Regions from separate parts of the Mus musculus genome. Here region 2 is linked to region 1. Evidence: chromatin contacts called from ENCODE Hi-C or POLR2A ChIA-PET data. All regions are on one chromosome and are shown on one strand. The core of a region is the stretch at or near the end of the contact, and the rest is flanking DNA. Distances in the headings are between cores, read along the strand shown.

Evidence for each region. A loop is a pair of places that touch in the nucleus more often than their neighbours do. ChIA-PET counts read pairs that join two places held with the same protein, here RNA polymerase II (POLR2A).
Region 2: a loop to region 1 is called in a map of heart, with 5 times the contacts of the local background. The contact joins two enhancer-like sites. A Hi-C loop is called at or near these places in 9 of 37 maps with a recorded cell type or tissue (adrenal gland, gastrocnemius, heart and 1 more). POLR2A ChIA-PET finds 5 or more read pairs at or near these places in 5 of 5 experiments (Patski and embryonic stem cell).

Annotation. Positions count from the first base shown.
Region 1 is chr10:68,087,973-68,093,982 of GRCm38, forward strand. It overlaps a transcript of Arid5b not described here. Among named protein-coding and RNA genes, the nearest start is that of Gm51770, 60 kb to the right of the region's middle. Within about 2 kb of position 2,371, at least 1 of the 3 ENCODE cell types and tissues checked has a DNase peak (open chromatin) inside an H3K27ac peak, as active enhancers do.
Region 2 is chr10:68,125,575-68,131,584 of GRCm38, forward strand. It overlaps Arid5b (AT rich interactive domain 5B (MRF1-like)), which reads right to left. Exons shown (of 10, transcript NM_023598.2): 6 at 3,215-3,419; 7 at 1,125-1,177. Among named protein-coding and RNA genes, the nearest start is that of Gm51770, 23 kb to the right of the region's middle. Within about 2 kb of position 2,942, at least 1 of the 3 ENCODE cell types and tissues checked has a DNase peak (open chromatin) inside an H3K27ac peak, as active enhancers do.

The DNA.
Region 1 (6,010 bases), core at 1,121-3,620:
TAAACACCCTTCACACACACATACACAGAGTTAAAAATGAATACATTTTAAAAAGTCACTTAGTGATTATTTCAAGTGTGCAGGAGGGCATATGTAGTGATTTACAAATACTGAGCTGTTTGTACTAGACTCCTGATTATCTGTCAGTTTGAGCATCCTAGGGTGGAGGAGGTTCTAAAAACAATCCCCTGGGGACCTGGAGGGGTGGGTCTATGTAGGTGAATATATTTGTCCAAACTCATTCAGTTGCAATGCTCTATGTCTGTACTTCTTATCACCTCTGCCTGCTTCCTTGGTGATCCCCTAGAGGCGCTTTGTAAATGAAATGAAGCCTTTGGGTGAAGGCCCATGCACTTATTTTCCCAATAAAATGAACACTTGGAATTTGCTTTTCCAAATGGAGACTGTATAGAGCAAGCCGGTTCAGCATGGAAATCCTGAGTAGTGGTTAGGGTGCCTTTTCCCCTAGGAGAGTTAGGAATTTATCCTAGTGTTTTCTTTAAAATCTTTTCAGCCAGAAATTCCACTAAGAGTTCATCTGTCCATTGCTTGACATATGGGCTCAACCTAATTTTATTCCAGATGGGATTTTATTCTGTATATTATTTTGTTAGTAAAAAATTTAGTTCCTACTATCCTGATATGTCTGGAATAAGCTTTTCTTGGGCACGGTTTAATATTATTTTAATATAGTTTGAATAAATAATTTGTGTATATAATTTCATCTATTTATGTAAACATGAGTGCATCTGTCTGAATGTATATACCTGTGAAAACATCTGCCTTTGTAGCCGGGATCTTACTAAGCTTTCTGCATCTTGGCAATAAGATGACAGAGAACTCATAAAGAACGCTTTACCCATTCCTAGTCTTCAGTTCTTTGAAACGGTTCTAAAACTATACAAACCTGGTGCTTTTTGGACAGGAAATATTTGCGTGCCAAGCAAATCTTTAATTCTATGGGCTTCAGAACATTTTGTTAGTTTTTTTCCCCACCTTAGGAAAAAAAATATGTTTTAAAAATCCCAGTTCTCTAAGCTTGATTCTAATAAATTAAACCATCCGTTGGCTCTGTTTTCTTTGCTAACACTATTTATTGAGAACCTCTCCTTGTATTGTTTTTCCTCTTTTTTGTCTCATTAATTCTCAAATTGCCTTAAAAGGCTGAGACCTGGAGGTTTTGGGAGGATTCAGTTTGGGGAATTTTAGGGCTGAAGAGGGGGATGATGGAGAAGAGTCTAGACAAAATGACCGGATGAAGGCTTAGCCACCACGACAGGGCCGCATGTCTCATCCTGACAGGTTAGCAAGATCTCAATAATGCCTTGTTTTTTCACAGTTGTCAAGTACAGATACATGTCATGTTTACCATTTGTTTACTTTTCATTTTTGTGGAAATAAGTATCGTACTTATGTCGTGGATTTCTATGAGGGCTAATGATGAATGGAGACCTCTGCCCCTCCCCCAATCCAAAACCAAACCAAACCAAAGCAACGTTTTAAGCAGTGCGGGTAGTGTGCATGGTCAGATCATTAATTACTCCAGTCGTCACTGCATCAGTGAAGTGACAGGCCCAGGCTTGAAAAAAACACCAAAACATGGTTGTCAGTAGACTTAACTATACAAGATGCTGTGCCCCACCCCGAGGGCCTTGCTACCGGGCAATCTATCTCATGTTGGCGGTTCTCTCGGCTCTACAGTGAATGATAAGCTGCCATAGAATGAAGTAGGGTGACTTGAATGTGGCTGTATCTAGCACGTTACAGACTTTCTGAAAACTGAGTTTATTCTTCCCATCATTAGATTTAACCAAAAAAGTCGGGCTGGAGCCAGAGGCCATACCCGTGAGCACCTCCTAGTGGTTGCTTGTTCAGTGACTGACTTACTCCTTAAGTGAGAATTTAACTCCTGCAGTGTGTAAATCCACAATGAAATAGAGCATCACCATTCATGAATTAATTTCTTCTTTCTTTTTTGGGGGGGATGGGGAAGGAGAGGCACAGTGTCATTGCTTTACTGTGTTGGGGAGACACGGAATATCTGCAGTTAGTGTAGCCAAAGACAGATTGGCCATCTGGCTTTTCTAGATCTTCATTGTCCCGTTTGATATCCCGCTACATGTGGCTCCTCAAATGTAACGGACAGAATTCAGCACTCAGTTCCCTTGTCACAGTGGGCACATTTTAGGGGCTCAGTCACCACACTGGCCGTGAGACATGATATTGGAAAAGACTTCCATAAACATTTCTACCACCCCACCCCCGGGAAGTTATACTGGACAGTTGGATCCCACAGCGAGTCAGTAACAATGAATGCAGTGGGGATTCTGAGAAGAGACCTGAGTGACCACGAGGTGGCTGGCTGAATGCCTGTGGTTCTGACCTATACACGAGGCAGCTGGCTGGATGCCTGTGGCCCTGGAAAAACATGATTAAAAATAGTCTGCTATTTCAACAGATGCTTCACAATGTTAATTCTGGTAACTTGCCCAGAGGTCCTTGAATTCAGGAATTCTGAATCCATGTAGCACAAATTAATGCAATTCATTTATCTATCTATCTATCTATCTATCTATCTATCTATCTATCTATCTATCTATCTATCTATTTATTTATTTATTTATTTATTTATTTATTTATATTTTTGTAGATCAACCTTATGGCTCTCTCTTCTCTTACCCCACTCCTGACCACTGGTCATTTCCAGCTCTTCCTCTCCACTTAGGCTTACTGTAAATAACCACTCAGACCCTGATCGCTATCAGCTGTAAAACATTTGTTCTCTTTGGCCGTTTTCCTGGAATGTATCATTAGGTATTTTCATTGCTTTTGTGCCCCAAGTGAATCTTTACCAAAGGTATTGTCCCGTTCTGACAACATTTACCAAGCAAACCTGATTTAAAAAAAAAAAAATCATGAAGTTTCCTGTTGTGCTTGAATCTCATCTACAGAGGCTCAGTGTGGTGCAGAGGGATAGATATCCTTCTGCTGTATGCAACCAAGCCACAGTACAGGATGAGATAGACGTGGGTCAAAGTCATGGTCAGAGGACCATGGGGCTAAGGGTCCTTCCCGTTAGAAAAGGGATGGCAGTCAGGGAGGAGAGGGTGGGAAGCACAGCTATGTTGTCACGACTCTTGCTGGCCTTGTAGTCCATTGGAGAGTCTATTCTAATGAGAAAAGGGGTCCTGGATTATCTTTTTATCTAAATGGATGCTCCCCCCAAGCCCCTGTCCCACACGTCCATTGTTGTAGTGGCATGCATGCTTGCCTCCAAATTGATTTCTCCGGTCTACTCAAAGCCTATCCCGATGATGTGATATGGCCTCAAGCCTCAACTGTCACCGGAATCCTCCCCTGACCCCATTCCTGCCCTTCCTGCCTTATCTCCGAGACTCCTCAGGAAAGGAATCCGTCGGTCTGCGTCACGGATGCCTCATTTCGACTGCTGGCAAGTTGAGTTGGGCCAGGGGCGAGCCCACAGGCTTTCGGGGAAAGACCCAACATCTTTATCATCTCTACCCAATGGACGCTATTGATACCGACGTCAAGTTCCTGCATTTTCAACCCCTGTGCTCTTTCTTCCAAGTCCCTCAGGGATGTGGCCATCCAGTCTACCACCCAAAACGTCTGCCACTTCTATGTTAGGCTGCACTCTGCCTGTCTCCACTCGGCAGCTCTTTGTGAATGATGTCAGTGTGGACAACCTAACTCGGTGGTCTCCCTGCTTAAACCTCTTCTTTTGGTCAGGACAATGACCAGAGGCTCAATCTGGCCTACTTAGATGGTCTCCACCATACTTTAACCTCACCTAACCACATTCATTCATTGTTGTCTGTTAATCATGCCCTGTAAGCTATCACCCTCAGACCCTGTTCAATTACTGTAAATTCAACTCATTCCTGCTTCGGGGCCTTTAAATATGTGCTCTCTGATGCTTAAATTACCCTCTCCCAGTCCACTCTAGCTAACTCACGCTTATCCGTTCAGTGGTGACTTCCTCTTAGGTATCACATTAGTCATCAGACTCCTCCCCCAGAACGAGGTCACCTTGGGCTGTTAACCTTATAAGGGTAAATGACTTCTTTCCAGTGAGACTTTTAGGCTCCACTGGGAGCCTCTTTCCATTTCCATTGTGTTCCCAGTTCCAAACAGCAAAGCCCTGGCAATGGAGGTATCTAGGTACATTTGTTGACTAACTCAACAAACAGTAACTTTATGTGACCTGGCAGCTTAGGAAATGGGAGACATTTAGCATCCTGCCTGCCCTCCTCCTCCTGTCCCTCCTCCACCCTCCCTAGCCAAGTTCAAATCTTGACTCTATCATTTGTTAGTCAGACACTCTTTGGCAAGTGAAAACCTTTCTAAACTATAATTTTCTCATTAGTAAATCAGCCATAACCATTCATAGGCGAAGGAAGCTTCTAGTAGGTCCCCAATAAGCTACGCTCATTATCAACATTACCATCTCCAATTTGGAAAGCAGAGACTGGAAGTCCTTTGCTCTGGCCACAAAGCTCCCCAGGAATAAGAGACAGACACTCCCAAAGGAAACAGATAGTAACATTTTTTATTAAATATTACAGTGGATCAAAAAGTACAAAATATCTCTTGCCTGCTATGTGATTGGGAAACCATTGGCACAGACAGAATACAGTATCAAAAGCGGTAATAAGTACAATTTGGAAAACATACAAAAATTGAGTGTTTATAGTTGGCTCAGCATTCTTCTGGTAGTGTTTAAAACTAGAGGCCAAGGCTACTCAATAACCTCTCCATTGGGAAATTATATAACATCACTGGGCCAGGTTGCTATATACAAATATCACCTTACAGAGCATCAAGGTTACATAGCTGGGGTTACTCAGAGTGTACAATATTTACAACACAGGGAAGTTTAAAAAAGTATAAACAGCCAAGAGATTACGCTGCTATTTTTTTTTCAGAGTTCTTTCCGCCATTGGGAGATAAGCAGAATATCAAATACATCAACAGTCAACACCGGAGCGGAGATGCTCAAAGTCCCTGCTCCAGCGGTGTGGGTCTCACTGGGGCAAAACCATTCCCGTTCCTTTCTCAGCCCGGGATAATAAGTCAGACTAGACCACACGGGACTTGGCTGGCCACCACCAAATGTGACTTAGTGGGACAACACGAGAAGAGAGATAAATGGTTCTCTTTGAAGGCACACTACATAAAATATATTTCGTGGGACCACCTTGAAACTTCCATCAGACACACCGACACAGTGAAATACAGGACCCAAGGAGTCATGCACCAGAGGGCAAAGCTGTGTGAGCTCAACACTGAGACAAACCCTTCTGTCGATGTCCTGTTGAACAAGTAAAGCCGGGAGCTTCTAGCTAGGAAATGAACCAGTCTGACCTGTGGCAAACGCTACATGTTTGAATCAGTTACTAAGAAAAAAATACTTTAAGCTTAACACTTGGTTGGGCTGTTGTGGTATTTTTATTTTTACTTTCTACTTTATTTTTAAGTTGAATTTCCAAAAGTGAGACCCCCGAAGTTGCCTAGAGATGACATCTTTTTAAATATTATTTAGAATCTCCAAATCCCCAACAAATTCACGGGCTTGATACATTTTGAATTACAACATTTCTCGGAAGCCACACTTGGTAAATGGATTTAGGACTCCAGTGCCAATTGGATTCCACAATTTCCTTTACAGAACAACTAATAACAATGGTTTGCTTGCAAAAAAGAAAGGCTTGTGCAATGCCATTCAATAATAAGGCCCCTTGAACTCAAACAATGCAAACAAAGCCAGATTTAAGACTTTTAAAAAATGTCCTTCTCAGCCAATGAGAAATTCAATGGTCTTTTTGAAAGATCTCCAAGATCTCCGTTTGGAGTTTGAAAACAAATAACACACTACTTCTACTGGGAGAGTAACCCCCCCTCCCCGGCCCCCAGGTCTTTGCATTGGTCCTGATGTTTCACGGAGGGTCCGAGCTCCCTACAACAGAAATAGTGAGTCTCCTCTCAGAAG
Region 2 (6,010 bases), core at 1,692-4,191, 38 kb after region 1:
ACTTTTTAGTCAGAATTACTAGCAGGTACCTCGATGGTAAATAATCAGATTATCTGACTCAAATAACACTTTCTTTGGTTTCCTGTGCCCAGACTCCTACATCAAAACATTCTATTAGTTTCTGGAACAATATATGTTATATGGCAAGGACCACTGGTTTTGTGGGGGTTGGGGTAAGATAAATATACTTTTTTTGACTTTGTGTCTGTTGCTTTCATTTTACTATAGTACAGAGGTCTCTCAGATTACTTCTTAAAGGAAGAAAAGAAATAATTTCCCACTCAATTGCCAGAGGAACCATACAACTTAATCAGATTATCGTGTGGGAGAGAAAAACACTCCCAGTGACGCCATCTTACTATGTCAATTCATTTTATTACAGATGGCGTCTCTCTGTGCTACGTTAATGCAGCTCTCCCCGCCCTCCTCAGTATTTCAAGATCTTAATCTCCGTTTGTCCCTCTGATATTTTATTGGCTCAGAAATACATGCTGTAAAAATCCATGGCCATCAAATTTTCCCGTGGGCTAAAAATAACTCACTCCTGTCAGTTAGAATTAGCTGATAAAGAATGTCAGAGCCTGTTCTGAATAAATTTGATAACTTCCTGTTTATGCAGCAGTGACCCTTGTCTAATAAAGCTTCTTTGCCCTAGAATGAGAGGAGGCTGTGCTCTATTCTATTCCTTAATGGCCAATCCTGATGACTTCTGAAAGCCTTTAATACATTTCCCATATTAGACATGAACAGATGTCAGGTAGGTTGCCAAGGGAGATTTCTTTTATGCAATCTTGGCTTGTCGGACAGTCATAGACCTTTCTCAACATGGGAAAAAATTACAGACCCAACTAATTTCCCTGACAGGGGAGAGTTACATATGTTTTCCACTTGTAGTGTTTTACGACAAGTTTACAGTTTTGCCAAACCTGGAACTAATTGGGACCATTTCCAAAACTGGTCCAATAAACCCCCCAAAGTGTAAGAGCCATTGGGAAAGGCAGCCAATGATGGCGTGCTTGCTTTTCAGTTTTCCTCCATTTTGGCCAGAGACAGAAGGGATGGGGGTAGGGTGGGGGGGGAGTTAGATTGTGAAATTATTTCATTTAAGTTGCTTAAACACTTACTGTTTCATATCCTCCCAGTTTTTGAGCAGCTTGAAACATAGTCCAAAGGTTAACTGTTAGAGGGACAATAAGTATTTAGATAAGCATTGCATTAACACACTTCCAAGAAACGTCAATTCAAACATTTTTGTTTTGTTTTTCAATGAGAAAGAGAAAGAAAGAAAAAATAATAACAAAAAACCCAATCACCTCTATCAACAAGAATAACAACAACAAAAACCCAATTGTCTGCACCCCAGAGAGCTAAATTTCTAGGAAATAATTCACTCGAGGAGAGTTCAACATTATAGGATCTACTATGTTTAACCCTTAAAAAGTATTTCTTGAGAGAGAGTTGCAACACTAGAGTGCCTGTTGGACTTTAAGGACAAACAGCATAGTCTTGTCTGTCTTATCATCTGCAGAGGAAGAGAAGATGTTCGAAGAACCTTGAGGAATGTGTGGGAATTCAGAAGAGGGGTGTGGGGCTTGCTCAGTTCTCTGAGAGAAGGCCTTGCTAGGACAGTCACACTTCCTCCAGATAAGATTTCTCTGTGATCAGTAAACAGTCACTTTACTATATGATTACCTTCTTAGACTGTTTGATAACAAGGCCATAGTAAAGGATCTTGGCTGTATTTTTGCCAACATGTGGCTGGCACGTGAGAGTAGAAAACAGACAGGTCACATGCCTGACTTGAGTCACACAGTAAGGGGAGATAGTCATTCACAGAGAAATGGAGTCATAAGCACACTTAACTCCTTAACTGGGCCTGGATAGCTGTGTGATGTTAGGAAACACTGTAACTTAAAAAAAAAAAAAAAATCCGGAGTTTAGGGTTTGCCTGGTTATGCTGCCAAACAAGCTTGCCTCAAACTAGTATTGAGATATTTTTGGTTGCTCGTTTTGTACCAGATACCTTGGAATGTGAGAATATTGGACTTCAAGTAATCCTTTGGTGCAGGATTTGAACCAAATGGGGAATTAAAATGTCAAAAGACTCTGACACAACATGCTTGCAAAGCCATAGTGAACCTTGTACTGTGTCAAGGCTAAAAGAGCCCTGCCTTGGCCTTGTTCTCGGAAACACTGATAACGGGACAGAGCTCTTCATAGAACATTGATTTTACTTCTATTTGAGCAGCCAGTTTTCAGACAAACATTGTAATCATGTGCCATTATATAAGTTTATAATGACTTCGAGTGATCTCTTGTAATCGGTGCCAGCTGCTATTAGCTATGTAAATTGTTATGTAAAACATACAGGTTTGACTCTTCATCAGAATGACACATGGCTTTAATCTAGGGAGACGCATTTGGAGAAAATACTATTTCAAGCCAGAGGAGCCCATAGCTTTGTGCACCAGGAAATCCAGATAGCAAAATATACTTGGCTGTGAACTCCAGGGTGCAAGGGGGGGGGGGCAAGATCTGGGTTTTCTTTTTCATTTACAATGGAAGTTTGCACAAGCTATGAGTTTCCTTGTCTATGCATGAAGACACCTAGACGCACAGCCAGCTCAAAGTTGCTACAAACTGGGATTTCTCTTCAACTTTTTATTTCATATTTGATTTGAATTCAGACTTTAAGAAAACAACAGGTTTAAAACTAAAGGGATTTTTTCCCCCTCTTTATGGCTGTTTGGTCTACTTTTAAACATCTTTCTTTTAGAAGTTGTCTCTGAACAGGCAACATCTGTGCCTGATAAGGCAACATCATCATCATTATCATTATCTCATAAGAAAGGAGTTGCAGACACTCCAGATTGACAAAACAGAAAACAAGAAGCTTTCAGCACGTCTATTTCCAGTCACAGTCCTCGGACTTCTGCCTATAAATATCTCTGCAATTGTCCCAGAAGGCAACAATGCAGCGGAAAGAGGCAGGGAGAAAATTCTTGGCTTGGACAATTTGTGGATCTACTATAAACAGAAAACACCCTGCCTAGATTAGGATTTCAACATAATCACTAGTAGAAAAGAAAAGGAAAAAAAAACCCAACAACAACATTTTTTCCACTCCCCGCTCCCTAACCCCCGCCCGCCGCCTTGCAATTTCAAAGAATCTTAGCAATTCTGATCTTTCAGAAACAAAAGCAAGGATACTTACTCTGTTTGAAACCCAAGTAGGGAATTCGCTCGATGGGCGTTTTTCTTTCTTTCATGTATTTATACAGGGCCACTAAGAAGGCTTGTTCATCTGCCCTGCATTCTTCGCCAATAGACAGCTTTGGCTTTTCTTCATTTGAGGTTTTTTTACAGTTATTGTGGTTATTCTTCGGCTTGGTCAAGGCTGACCTGGCCTCTCCTTTCACCTGGAAAAAAAAGTAATAATAACAGTATATCAAATCAAGTCTCGGAAGGCTTGAAAAGACATCTGTAAGTGACACTTTCCACAGAAGACACCCTTGAGTGAGGATGCTTCTAGACGATGGCAACAAAGCTCTATAAAAGAGCACATAGCAGGCTTTTGTGCTCTGTGGACTTGATGCAAGTACTCAAGTCTAGCAAGGGTGTGACATGAATGTCAATAAAACTTTATTGACAAACAGGTGTCCAGAGGGCCACAGTTGGCCAGGTTGTGCCAGGGTCCTTTGTCTTCTTCACAGTACATTCATGTCAAACCAGAAAAAATAGTGTTAATATCTGGGAAGAAGGCTGATTTTCCCTTTGATACATTTTATTCCCCCAAAGGGCACCACCATTAAGCTCCTTGATTAAACCCGGTTTCCATAACAATAGCCCAATACTGTATATTTTATATAAAAGAGAGAGGTTTATTTCTTTGTATGCATTTATCCGCTTTCTCTTTCTAGACACCTGGAGGAGCTCTCCATGCTGGGTCATTGTCATGTGTTATCTGTGGTTGATGGCTGCACACAACATTGAGCAGTGTACTAAAAAAGCAGATTTTTTGATGATGACTTGATGGCTTTTTCATCAGCTTAGAATGGGATAGGACATGTTTCCTTGCCAGAAAAGAAAGAGTAGAGAACAGTTAAAACCCCAAATAGAACAAATGGAACCCTCTTCTTCCCCCCCCCCCCCAACTAAGACATAAAGGGAGGCATATACTTCATGGTTCTTCCTTCTACCCCACAGGCAGGCTTTGGTGTTTGGCTAACCTAATGTTCCCTGCTCGCAGCCATGTTGTACAGCGGCCTTTGATGGTTGTTAAATATAACGCTAAGTTGCTGAGTTATTTTAATTGTAAAAGGGGGAAGTACAAAGGGTCAGCCTTGGAGTTCAAATGCCCCCACAGGGAGTGTGTACATTCCAATATTCTTTACATCTCCTGGCTGACATCGGGCAGGAAGAGGGTAAGGGCCGGGAAACGTTGGGAATAAAAATGTCCCACAGATTCTACACCGTTCTCTCTTTCCAATTTGTCAGCCTCCACAGATCCTTCTGAGCTCTAAGCACATGAGAAGGTTTCTGTTTATTTATTGGAGGGGGAAACACATCCCCTCTAAGAGGGATTTGTTACTGCTCATTCTCTCAGACAAGCACACTGCTTTCATTGCTTCAGACTGGTCTCACAAGAATAACACTGTCTGGGCACCTCAGCGGGGTCGCCAGAGATGACTCGTAATTTCTAAGGGGCTGAGGAAGTAGGGTAAAGACATTTTTTCCACATAACATTTTTTTACTGACAATGTCCTCAAAAGTTTGCCCTCTGTGACATCGCAGGAAGAAAGAGAGCCTCTGACTTTTTTACACCATCACCAATATTCCCTGCCAAGTACTAGGTTGATAAGCCTAAACTTATGCACACCATAGTTTATTGGCATCGGAAATCATCTAAGCATCCTAGTTTTCATCCGTATCGCCTTGGTGGTTTACATTGGTACCCAAGTGCTGTTGTAGAGCACCCAAGTGTTGTTTCAGTCTCTCATTGGCCACCCTTGCAGACTAGGTTACATCAGCAGGCTTGCCAGCAAGGTCCAAGGAACCGCTTGTCTCTCTCCACCTACCCAGCACTGGGGTTATAAGCATGTGCAACCATGTCAGCTTTGTTAACATGCATTCTCTAGATTGAACTGAGGTCTTCATACTTACAGGACAAGCATTTTAAACACCTGGGCTATCTCCCTAAATTTTATGTGCATGCCTGTCATGAGGTAGGTCATTGCTGTCCAAAGAATGTAGAAACTGAGGCACAAGCAGCAGGAATACATGTGTTTAAGTGTGTAAGGTGGACTTAATAAAAATGTGAAATCCGGTAGTCAAAACAAAGTTTCAAGTTAAAAGATTCACATCTTATTTGCAGGTATGACAACATCTATGGCTGAGAAATACGGTTGGTCATAGGTATATGTAATACAGGCATCACAGCATCTTCTACTGACTGAGAAATGTGATTTATCAAGTCACACAAAAACCAAAACCAGGTGGTTGACAAATCTAAAGGGCTTCTTTGCTTCTACTGGGTACCCAGCCAATGAAGAGAAAGAACCCTATACCCGTGATTGCCTTCAATGAACGATGCAACCTTATATGCTTCACCCATGCTAGGCCATCTACAGGAACTACAAAAGGTGACTGACTAGACCCATGTTATAGGAGAAAAAGACTGAAGCTCACTGAGGCTGGAGATCTTGATGCGGTGCCTGTGAGCTGCCTCATTCACAACACCTAAGTCTGGAGCTCAGGTCTAACTGCTTTCAACTGCTTTCAAGCCTCAACTGTGCTCAGGGAAGAAAGGCTAAACGCTGGGTATAAAACAGGCCGAGGCGTAAGTTTGCAGTGATAACATGTTGACTATCACTGTTATTAGAACAGAGCCATCTCCATTAGGGGACTATGAGTTTTGCAGATAGACAGATGTGCCACCCTCTGCTTGTGTGTTCAAGAAGAGAAATCCTGGAAATGGAAAGAAAACCTTTGGGGTGGAAGCGAGGTGGGG